Linked DNA regions of Mus musculus: region 2 is linked to region 1. The links are chromatin loops, found by intact Hi-C in ENCODE. Cell type or tissue: heart. All regions are shown on one strand. Links, peaks and the distances in the headings refer to the core of each region. The heading gives the core; the rest is flanking DNA. Region 1 overlaps Parva (parvin, alpha). Region 2 has its middle 18 kb from the start of Gm40451.

Region 1 (5,383 bases), core at 326-5,325:
AATAATAGAGAAAAACCTGAGTACTGAGATTCTGATAGCCATAGTAAGAATGCACATTCTACTTAATTATGAAAAAGAATATTCATGGTAGTTTAAAAATGAGATTTATTTATTTACTCCATGTGTGTGGATGTTTTGCCTGTATGCATGTCTGTCTGTGCACAATGTGTGTACCTGGTATCCACAGAGACCACAGGAAGTTATCAGATTTCCCTTTGCTGGGGTTGCAGATGGTTATGAGCTGTCACATGGGTGCTGGGAATGGAACCCAGGCCTCTAAAAGAGCAGCTCTGAACTGCCGAGTCATTTCTCCAGCCCTTCATGTTCATTTTGTTGTTATACCTTAAGGGACAGGAGTGGTGGTCATTGTGTGTGATAAATGTGTTGTTAGGCTAGAAAAGACATCGATGGCAGGTACACAAAAACAAACCTGTAGACCAATAGGGGAGCGTAGGACACCAGGAAATAAACCTGTGGCTACAGTCACCTGGTTTTCAACAGGGATGCAGAAAAGCATTTCCTGGAGAAAAAAATGGCCTCTAACAAGTGGTGCCGGGAAAGCCAAGCACTCAACCCCTTGCAAAAGAATGAAACTAGATCTGTATCTCTCACCGTGAGTGACAATCAACTCAAACGATCAAAGATCTTAACGTGGGACCTGAAAAGTTGAAGCTGCTGATAGAAAACCCAAGCAAAAGACGTCTACACAGGCATAGACAAAGACTTCCCACAAAGAACCCAGTGTCTTGGGAAATGACCCCGTGAACTGAAAAATGGGACTATGGGTAATTAAAAAATGTCTGCAGAGCAGAGGAAACAATCAGCGTAAGGAAACGGCCTACAGCATGGGAGAAAATCTTGCTAGCTCCTGTGCCATAAGATGTAGCAGCTGTAAAGAACCTTAAAGAATTAAACATCACTCTACCCTCTCAACCATCCAATGAATGACTGGGTAAATGCACTGAATAGACATTTCTCAAGAGATAATGCAAATTATACATGTATAATTTGCAAATTTCTCACAAGAAATGCAAATTTTATTATTATTATTACTACTATTATTATTATATTGTGCTCTACTTCCTTAACCATCAAGGCAATGCAAATTAAAAGTACTGTGAGATTCTATCCAGTTAGAATGACTACCACCAGGAGAACAAACAACAAATTCCGGTGAGGCTACGGAGAATGAGGAAGCCTCATTCACACTGGTGGGAGTGGACACCGGTGGGGCCAATACAGAAATCAGCATGGTGGTTCCTTAAAAAACTAAAAATAGAACTACCATACACAACAGCTAGATCACTCCTGGGTGTATCCCAAAGATGCTATGTGGCCATGCCATGGAGTTACATGCACATCTATGTTTACTGCTGCGCTACTCACAAGAGCCAGGAAATGGAACTGGCCTTGATGTCCATCAACAGATGAACAGACACAGTGTATGTATACGATGGAACAATTTAATTCAGCTATAGAGGAAAACAAAGTCATGACATTTACAGGCAAATGGATACAACTGGAGATCAACAGGCGAAATAAGCTATGGCTGTTTTCTTTGTGTGTGTGTGTGTGTGTACACGCGTACATGCATGCGTGTGAGATAGGGAGGAGAAGAAGGAGGAGGACGAGATCTTAAAGGACAGGGGAGAAGAGAGGGAATGGGATGCATGTGACATGAAAACAGAATGAGGTACTATCTGGGCTGAGGAAGGAGTGAGCAAGAGGGGGCAGGAAGGAGGGAGAGAGCAGTGGGTGAGGAGGAGGAGTTAGAGCTGATGAGTGACACAAAGGTATGAAAGGGCACAGCATCATAACTCTGTACTTTGCATGCTAACTTAAAATAATGAAAAAGATGGAAAAGCTATTCCATTTGTGTGTCTGTGCCCGCAATGTGGACAGCTACCCACGGTGCAGGCATCCCCCGGCATGTTGAAAGACATCCCCTTAGGATACAGGGAGATTCCTATCTATACATGCATCCATGTGTATTCATATGTGAGAAAACAAAAAGCATGTTCTAGACACTCTTTATTACACACACAGACACCCACAGATGGACAAACACACACCTTGCAGTAATACTCCAAAATTTTCAGGGCCCATCTCTAGGTAGGCAGCTGTGGAGGCCTCGTACACAGGCTCAGTCAGTGCACAGCCTGGCTCTGCAAGTGGCTCTCTGAATCAGATTCCTGGCTCCCCTGTCATCACTCTGTAGGCAGGGCAGCAGTGCTCCTTCAGGGGACATGGACTGTACCAGTCACCCTTCCTTGCTCTGGGGAAGCGATAGCGGAAGACGCTAGACTTCCTGACCCTGGTATAAACATTTGTAGTGTCATACCTCCTCTGTGCCTTGATTTCCCCATCTGGGAGATGAGGGTGGTGGAAAGAATTACCTGAGCTGGGTGAGCGAGTGCTGAGAGGATTGAAATGGACATTGATATTTCAATGTTTTTATACACTGGCATTTTCTAAATTTTCAATAGTAAAAAAATACTGTTCATGAACAGGAAAGAAAGAAATCCCTAAAGTCCTAGATCAAAGACCTTGGTAACTCAGCAGCCTGTCCCTGCCACCCTTGTCCTGAGCATAAAGGCGACACCGTGTCCCCAAACGCACAGTCAGGCCCGATTAGAGAGAAAGGAGAGAACTTCTCCCTGTGAGTTGTGCCTGCTCTGTTCCTTCTAGAACACACTGCTTCTTCTTGTAAACAAGATCCAGCTCTTCTTGATGCCCTGAGGCATCACAGGGAGCAGCCAAGAGAATAATTATCTCTTTTGACCCGCTAATCCATCTCCATTCTGGAGATCCAGCCAGGGAGACTAATTCACAAGAAGTAAACAGAGAGACAGCAAAGACATCCAACTAAATCCCTCTGATATTAGCAGCCAGCTTGCAAAGTGTGTGTGTGTGTGTGTGTGTGTGTGTGTGTGTGTGTGTGTATGCGTGCTGTATATGTGTGAGGCCAGAGGTCAATATCAGGCGATCAAGTGTTTTCCTCAATGCTCCATCCACTTTGTATTTTTGAGACAGCATCTCTCACTGAACCTGGAGTTCAGTGACTCACTTAGCCAGGGTTGGCCAGAGAATTCCAGAGCTCTCCTGTCTCTGCCTCATGAGCACTGAAATTACAGGTAAGTGGCACTACTCTGAGCTTTTAAGTTTTTAAAAATAAATGGGCACTGGGGCTCTATCCAAGGCTTGCGAGGCAAGCACTTTACCCAGTAAGTCATATGCTCGGCCTCATGTCTCCTTTTCTGACCATGATTTAATTTCCCAGGTACACAGGGAAATAGGGCTCCTTAGCAGGGCAGCCTCTGGGGCCTAAAGCCAGGTCCTGTCCTCAACCCTCAGGTGACTTTGGGTAAGCAGAGAATGCCCTGTTCCCAGCTTATCACACTGTTCTATGCCAGCAGTGGTATAATTATGCTGAAGGAGGTAGTGGGTGTTTTGGCTCCAATGGCAGATGTCAGAAATGAGGACAGAAGACAGCTCCTGGCAGCTATGAGGTCACTGGTGGGGGAGGAGGATTCTAATACTTAGATCCAAACACGGTCTAACCATTTTATTCTCACTGTAAAAAAAAAACATGCATTTGTTTATTTACAAAGAGAAAAATCAGAAAACTCCCTGATTAGGGATTGGCTGTCATTGCTAGTGTCATGTGACCCATTCATTTACTGTTGAATCTGACTTTGGGTTTCTATCAGATGCCAAGGCATCTTGAGGCTGCAAAAGAATGAATGTTCCCTGGGCTGGGGAGATGACCCAGAGGTTCAGAGCACTAGTTGCTCTTCCAGAGGACTGAGGTTTGATTCCCACTACCCACACAACAGCTCACAACTGTTTGTGAGCTCCAGTCCCAGGGGAGCTGACACCTTCTTTTAGCCTTTGTGGGCTCTATATCAGACAAAACACCTATGCATATTGCATATAAAAATATTAAAAAAGAATAAATGGTTCTATATTTTTCTGAAATCTTTGAGCTCTACTACCTGTGAAAGGTGGAACTTAAAAAGTCCTGTACTAGGTAGGGGTGGAAAGATGGTTCAGTCTGTAAAGGTGCTTGCTGTATAGCCTGGCGAATGACTGTCAACTTGACATGACCTAGAATCAGATTCACCTGGGAAGAGAGTCTCAGTAAAAGATTGGTTGCACTGGATTGGCCTCTGTGTCTGTAAGCTAACTGATGTAATAGAAATGTGGCAGAGGTTACCCATCCCATTTATAAGACTTAAAATGGATTCCCCCACTTAGGAGTTAAAAATTATGTCTTCAAACCTAGGAAAGGAAATGATCTGCCTTCACTGTAAGTGACCTCATAGCCGCAAGACTACCCAGTACGGGGGCCACCATTCCCTAGGCAGGGGTGCTGAACTCTGCAAGTGGAGAAGAACTCAAGCCGAGTAGAAGCAGTCAAGCAAATGAATCCATGTACAGCAACAGGAGAGAACTGACTCTATAAAGTTGTATCCTGATATGTACCATGGCATGAACATTCCCCCTTCCCTGCTATGTGTCAGTCAGTCTGTCTGTCTGTCTGTCTGTCTGTCTATCTCTCTAGTAAATAAAACATTAAAACAAACCCTTTCTAGTGCTTGGTATCTGTACTCCTTCTGAGGAGCAGGGTAGAAGTGACAGGGTGTGGGCAGAACTGAAGCCTCACTCTTGGCCTCTCAGCTGTTTGGACCTGTGACCCTCAGCTTCCCCAAGTTCCTACATGCTGGAGACAGCACGGCTCTCAGCAGGCTGTGTGGGCCTCGGAAGTGCCTTCCGGAACACATCATTTCCTTACCAAGCTGACCTGAAAGCCTTCCAGACAAAGGAACACAGACCTGGACATTTTATTATTATTTCCACCCCCAAGGGTTTGTATGATAGGCTATCTTTCCTGTCAAAGGTTATTTCTCAAAGAGAAATGACTTGGCGTCCCAGGTGACAGTTTAGGAATGGTGGGGGACCCTTAGGGGCTAGTGTCGTTGCACAGTCCTCCTCTCCTAACTCACAGTCCACGTTCCACTTGATGCTCCTGGGAGGAAGCTTCAGGGTCTCATTGATCTTCTCCAGCACAGTCTGTAGCTTCTGTTTCTGGGCGATCTCCGACTGCGTAACCTCGGCCACGTTGAGCTTCTCACTCTCCAGTTTCTCTGCAGTGGGAAGGGAAAAGAGCAGCTGTTATCCTGGGTCACAGAAAACCTAAGTTGTGCCTATTCTTTCACGCGTTCACCTATGACAACACACAATGACCACATCTCTACAGTAAAGCCTAGGACTGTTCTGGGGTCCCACCCCACATAATCAAATCTGGGGGTGTTTGAGTGTCCGGTCAAAAATGGCCGGGTGTTTGCAATCCTATGCAATCCTTTTGTATGCTTTAGGCGTC
Region 2 (5,383 bases), core at 113-5,112, 95 kb before region 1:
GTGACCCCAAGTTCATTCAGGCCTCATTAAAGATGCTCCCTGTAGGCAACTTTGGTAGTTGTTTAGATTAGAAACTGCTATTTTTAAATGATAGTTATCACTTTGGTGGAATGAGAGAGAGATGACAGTCACAAGCACAAACATGCATTTATTTATGAATTTCTTTCTTTCTTTCTTTCTTTCTTTCTTTCTTTCTTTTTTTGTTTGTTACGGTTGGTTTTGTTTTTTTTGAGATAGAGTCTCCTTGAACTCCCAGAAATTCACTGCCAGGCTCTGCCTTAAAAGTGCTGGAATTAAAGGTGTATGCCACCATTCCTGGATTTTTTGTTTTTGACTGGAACTCATGTACCCCCTGCTTATTTGGATAACTGGTATAGACCAGTTTGCCCAGTTAGTGTGGTACTGAGGATGGAACCCAGGACTCCTTTTAAAAACTTTAAGATTTTATTTATTTTGTGCTCTGCCTAAGTGTATGTGCAGTACATGCCCCATACTCTTAAAATTCAGATGAGGTCATTGGATCCCTTGGAACTAGAGTTATAGTTAGTGTGAGCAGCCAAGTGAGTGTTGGGAACTGAGCCTGGGTCCTCTTCAAGAGCAACAAGTGTTCTTAACTGCTGAGCCTTTTCCCCAGCTGGAACCCAGGGCTTCTTGCATGCAGCCTCCCAATCTTCCTAAATCCGAGGAAGAGCGAACCTCACAGAAGAGAAAGGAAATAGACACAAGAACAGTGATGGACTACAGTTGAGAACTCCAGAACATTGCATATTTCGATTGATTGACAACTGACCCTTCAATTTAGTGGCTTAAAATCATGGGCTAAAGACACAGTTGGTAGAAGCCATCATGCATGAAGCCCTGGCTTCCATACCTAGCACTGCCTAAACAGAACATGGTGCCATGCATCGCTACAATCAGGAGGTGGAGGCAGGAGGATCCCATTCTATGTGAGACCCTACCTCAAAAAATGAAAAAGATGCCGGGTAGCGGTGGCGCATGCCTTTAATCCCAGCACTTGGGAGGCAGAGGCAAGCAGATTTCTGAGTTCGAGGCCAGCCTGGTCTACAGAGTGAGTTCCAGGACAGCCGGGGCTACACAGAGAAACCCTGTCTCAAAAAAAAAAAAAAAAAAAAAAAAAAAAAGAAAAGAAAAGAAAAGAAAGAAAGAGAAGCTGAGATAGTAGCCCAATGGGTAAGAATGCTTGCAGCTCAAGTCCAAACCCCAAGCAGCTTCATAAAGAAAAACTGAGCACCACTGTGTATGCATGTAACCCCAGAACAGTGGGATGGAGACAGGTGGATCTTGGGGAGCTCACAAGCCGGCCTGTCTAGCTGAAACATGGGAATCTCCAAGTTCATTTAGAGACCCTACCCCATGGAAGCAAGGCAGAGCAGGGTAGAGATACCAATATATGCCTCTGACCTTTATGGATGCTCATATTACCTTACATACACATACATGTATGCCATACATATGTACATACATATATACATACATACATATATTCATAATTTTAAAAAGCAAACAGGCAAACAAACAACACAATATGAATTGGAGTGCTAGAAACTGCTCAGAAGACAGAGAGCTAAAGGGGATGGCCAGCAGTGTGTGTGTGTGTGTGTGTGTGTGTGTGTGTGTGTGTGTGTGTGTGTGTGTGAAGCTCTCAGTCTCTGGGATTGCTTGGAACACATCCTACCTCAGACCTCAAGTTAGACTATTCTCTCCCAGGTGGCCAGAGGAAGAAGTATCTCCATTGGATCTTCACAAAGGCCTTTCCTGTACCTCGGATATATAGAGAAGATGCTTCCTATGTGGGCCTCATTTAAGTTTCTGGCTTGCCCAATTCTGAGAACTATCTGGCAGTATGTGTGGATTTCAAAGCAATTAAGACCTCGAGGCTTCATTAAGCAGAACTTGTAGCCTGACACTGCAAGCCTCCCTGCCCCAGGGACAATGGTGTTCAGTCCTGACTAATGCTTCCACATGCTCTCTCCCAGCTTGGGAGGCAAGATTGTGTGACGGCCATATTTGACTATTCCTATTCTTGGCACTGTGTGTGTGTGTGTGTGTGTGTGTGTGTGTGTGTGTGTGTGAGAGAGAGAGAGAGAGAGAGAGAGAGAGCAATGTGCACGCACATTCATGCAGACTTGCTCAAGTATATAATATATATACTATTGTCCCTCCAAAATTCTTAGTGGAATACTGATGAAAGGCCTAAGGAGGAGATGCCTCGGTATGTAAGGTACTGGCTGTGTAAGGATGAGACTTGAGTTCAGATCTCCAGAACCTGTGTAAAGGCCGGACACGGGTCATGATCATCTGTAATCCCAGTGCCTGTAGTGAGGCAGAGACAGAACCCCCAAAATCTTCAGGCAAGCTAGCCTGGTATGTACAGTAGAAAAACAAAAGAGATCCTGCCCCAAACAAGGTGAAAAGCAAGGACTGACAACCCAAGCTGTTCTCACATGCATACACAGACACAGACACACAGATATACACGAGAGAGAGAGAGAGAGAGAGAGAGAGAGAGAGAGAGAGAAAGTACTTTTAGCTACATTCACCTTCAAGGTGGGAAAAGCCAATCAATGAGAAAAATATAGTTAAAATGCATCAACAGCCCTGTGCTACAGTCTTTTAAAAAGATGGATTGATGTTTCTACATCCCATAATTTATACATTATTTTATTTTTTTGTGTTTGGGTGTTTTGCCTACCAGTATGTCTGTGCATTATGTAGAAGCCTGGTGTCCACAGAGGCCAGAAGAGGGTATTGAATCCCATGGAACTGGAGTTAGAGGTGGTTGTGGGCCACAAAATGAATACTGGGAGTCAAACCTGCGTCCTCTAGAATATTAGTCACCATTCTTAATGGCTGAGCCATCTCTCTAATGCCACACAACAACAATAAAAAACAACAACAATAGCAAGCAAACAAACAAAAAATTAACCAACCGAATTGCAGATGCAAAAAGAGCATGATTTGTTCTAGGTTTCTGCTAGGTGACCGTAACTATCCTTAGGGCAAAACAATGATGCTGACAATATAAAGTATGATCTGTAGTGTGTGTCTTCTTATTTCCCACCAACGCCTGGCGGGGCAGAGATGAGCTCTGCATTCCACGGATGAGGAAACAGGTTCAGAGATATGAAGACATGTTAAAAATACTCTTCAAAGGAAGTTGGACTCAGAGCCAAGTCTGTGCAACACCAAAGTCCTCCCATTACCCCATGCTCTAGCCTCCGGGGGATGACAAAGCTGTGCCAGGGAGCTCCACTGGTCCAGTCATCACTGTCAGCTGTAATGTCAATCAATGGATGCTAATAGGCTGAGCAGAAGAGAGAGTGAGGTGGATGTGGGAAGCACAGAGTTTGGAGGAGTGGGTGCACGTGGGGAGATACGTCGGTCTGGTAGAAGTTATAGGCAGATAAGGAACCTGAAGAATCTGTGTCAGCTCACTTGTTGATGACATGTCACATGCTTGTACAAGCCTCTTAGCTACCAGGGTACTGGGCTGTTTGGCTTCGTTTTCCGGGAGTGAGACTGATAAGCACATTCCATTGAGACCAGACGCAGCCAGGAGAGGCCAGACGCCAAACAGTGTACAGACCATGTGGGGAGAGTGGGGAGAAGCCTGCCGCTTTCTAAGGCTGCATGGGCTTTCTGTGAAAGGTCAGGGAAGGAAGAAATGAAGAGAATGTTCCGTGAAAATTGGCCTCAAGCTGAATCCATGTTTCTAAGAAGTTGCAAGTCCTGGCTACTAAGAAGGAGAGAGAGCCTGAACGTGTGCATGTATATGAAGTATGTGTTTTTGCATGAGCTCCTGTGTCTCCTGTGTGTGTTTGTGACACAAAGAAAATGATGGACAAGCTTTGGAACATGTGGTTGTTAACAAGTATTTACAATTTGTTCTCAATCTTTATCTTTGCTGATTTTTTTTTAATATGGCCTGAGGATATTTTTAAATGTTATATGTATGAGTATGTTGCCTTCATGTATGTGTGTATGTTTGTGTGTCTATGGTCTATGTGTGTGTATATGTATGTATGTGTGTATATATATATATATATATATATATACATACACACACACACACACACACACACATATATATATATATATATATATATATATATATATATATATATATATATATATGCGCCATGTGTGCGCAGTCTCTGTGGAGGCCAGAAGAGGGCGTCATATCTCCTAGAACTGTAGTTACAGACAGTTGTAAGCTGTAGTGTGGGTGCTGGGATCCGAATTCTGATCAACTGGAAGATCTTGCAGCAAGTTCTTAACCACTCAGCCATTGTTCTAGCCCCCTGACACTTTAAGAGTTATTTATTTATTTATTTATTTATTTACTTAATGAATATGAGTACGCTGTAGCTGTACAGAAGGTTGTGAGCCTTCATGTGGTTGTTGGGAATGGAATTTAGGACCTCTGCTTGCTCTGGTTGGCCATGCTCACTCAAGTCAACTCCACTAGCTCAGTCCCTGCTAGCTCTGGCCCAAAGATTTATTTATTATTATAAATAAGTACCTTATAGCTGTCTTCAGATGCACCAGAAGAGGGCCTCAGATCTCATTACAAATGGTTGTGAGCCACCATGTGATTGCTGGGAATTGAATTCAGGACCTTCAGAAGAGCAGTCAGTGCTCTTATCTGCTGAGCCATCTCTCTAGCCCCCGACTCATATTTTTAACACATAATTTGATAATTTGTTCATCAAATGATAATGTGAGTAGGTCCAGAGAAGAGGGAAGAGAGACCATATAGGAAAGTGGGAGAGGTCTTGGGATGCCACAAATCTCTTTCTGAATCCATATTCAGTGCTCCCCCCCATTAGTTCCATATAAGAACAAAGGGTGGCAATTATGGAACATTTTGTGCATTTACAGTGTGTGTGTGTGTGGTGCGTAATTTAGTGTGTTGTCTGGTTTTAGTTGTTATTGTTGCTCTTTTGTTTTAGTTTTTTGTAGTACTGGAGATTGAACCTAAGGTCTCACTCATGGTAGGCAAACAAGCTTCTACTGTGCTACAATCCCCAGGCAGGCCTCAAACCTGCAAGTCCTCTGTCTCAGCCTCCCAGGGAAATAGCTGGGAATACAGGCCTTTACCACCAAGCCCAGGTTCATTTCATCTTCAGAGTTGCTCCTCTATCTCATTTAGTCTGCTAGTGAGCACAAGGAACTGAAAATTTAGGTGCTGGAGGAACTTTCTGGAGATCTCCCCAAAATTGAGGGGCAGATTTGACCCCAGGCCCATCATAATTTTATAGTTATAGTTTTGGTTTTTTTTTTTTTTTGTCCGTTTGTTTGCTTGTTTTGTAAGGGTCCATGATTCACCAAAGAATGATGCCCCAGACTCAAATAGCGTGTA

The links. A loop is a pair of places that touch in the nucleus more often than their neighbours do. Peaks named below come from ENCODE experiments on the same cell type or tissue, not always from the same donor. Only the 100,000 strongest peaks of a DNase experiment are listed, where the experiment ranks them.
Region 2: it touches region 1 in a loop (4-fold over the local background); 5 of 42 quality-filtered maps call a loop at or near these places.

The regions. Positions count from the first base shown.
Region 1 is chr7:112,559,693-112,565,075 of GRCm38, reverse strand. Parva (parvin, alpha) reads right to left here. Exons shown (of 13, transcript NM_020606.5): 5 at 5,007-5,147. Among named protein-coding and RNA genes, the nearest start is that of Parvaos, 27 kb to the right of the region's middle. In heart, for the core only: no CTCF peak of the experiment used is centred there; a DNase peak (open chromatin) is centred at 3,375.
Region 2 is chr7:112,654,437-112,659,819 of GRCm38, reverse strand. No RefSeq gene overlaps it. Among named protein-coding and RNA genes, the nearest start is that of Gm40451, 18 kb to the left of the region's middle. In heart, for the core only: CTCF peaks have their summits at 3,079 and 4,199 (motif pointing right); a DNase peak (open chromatin) is centred at 3,539; H3K4me3 peaks cover 917 bases; H3K27ac peaks cover 4,584 bases.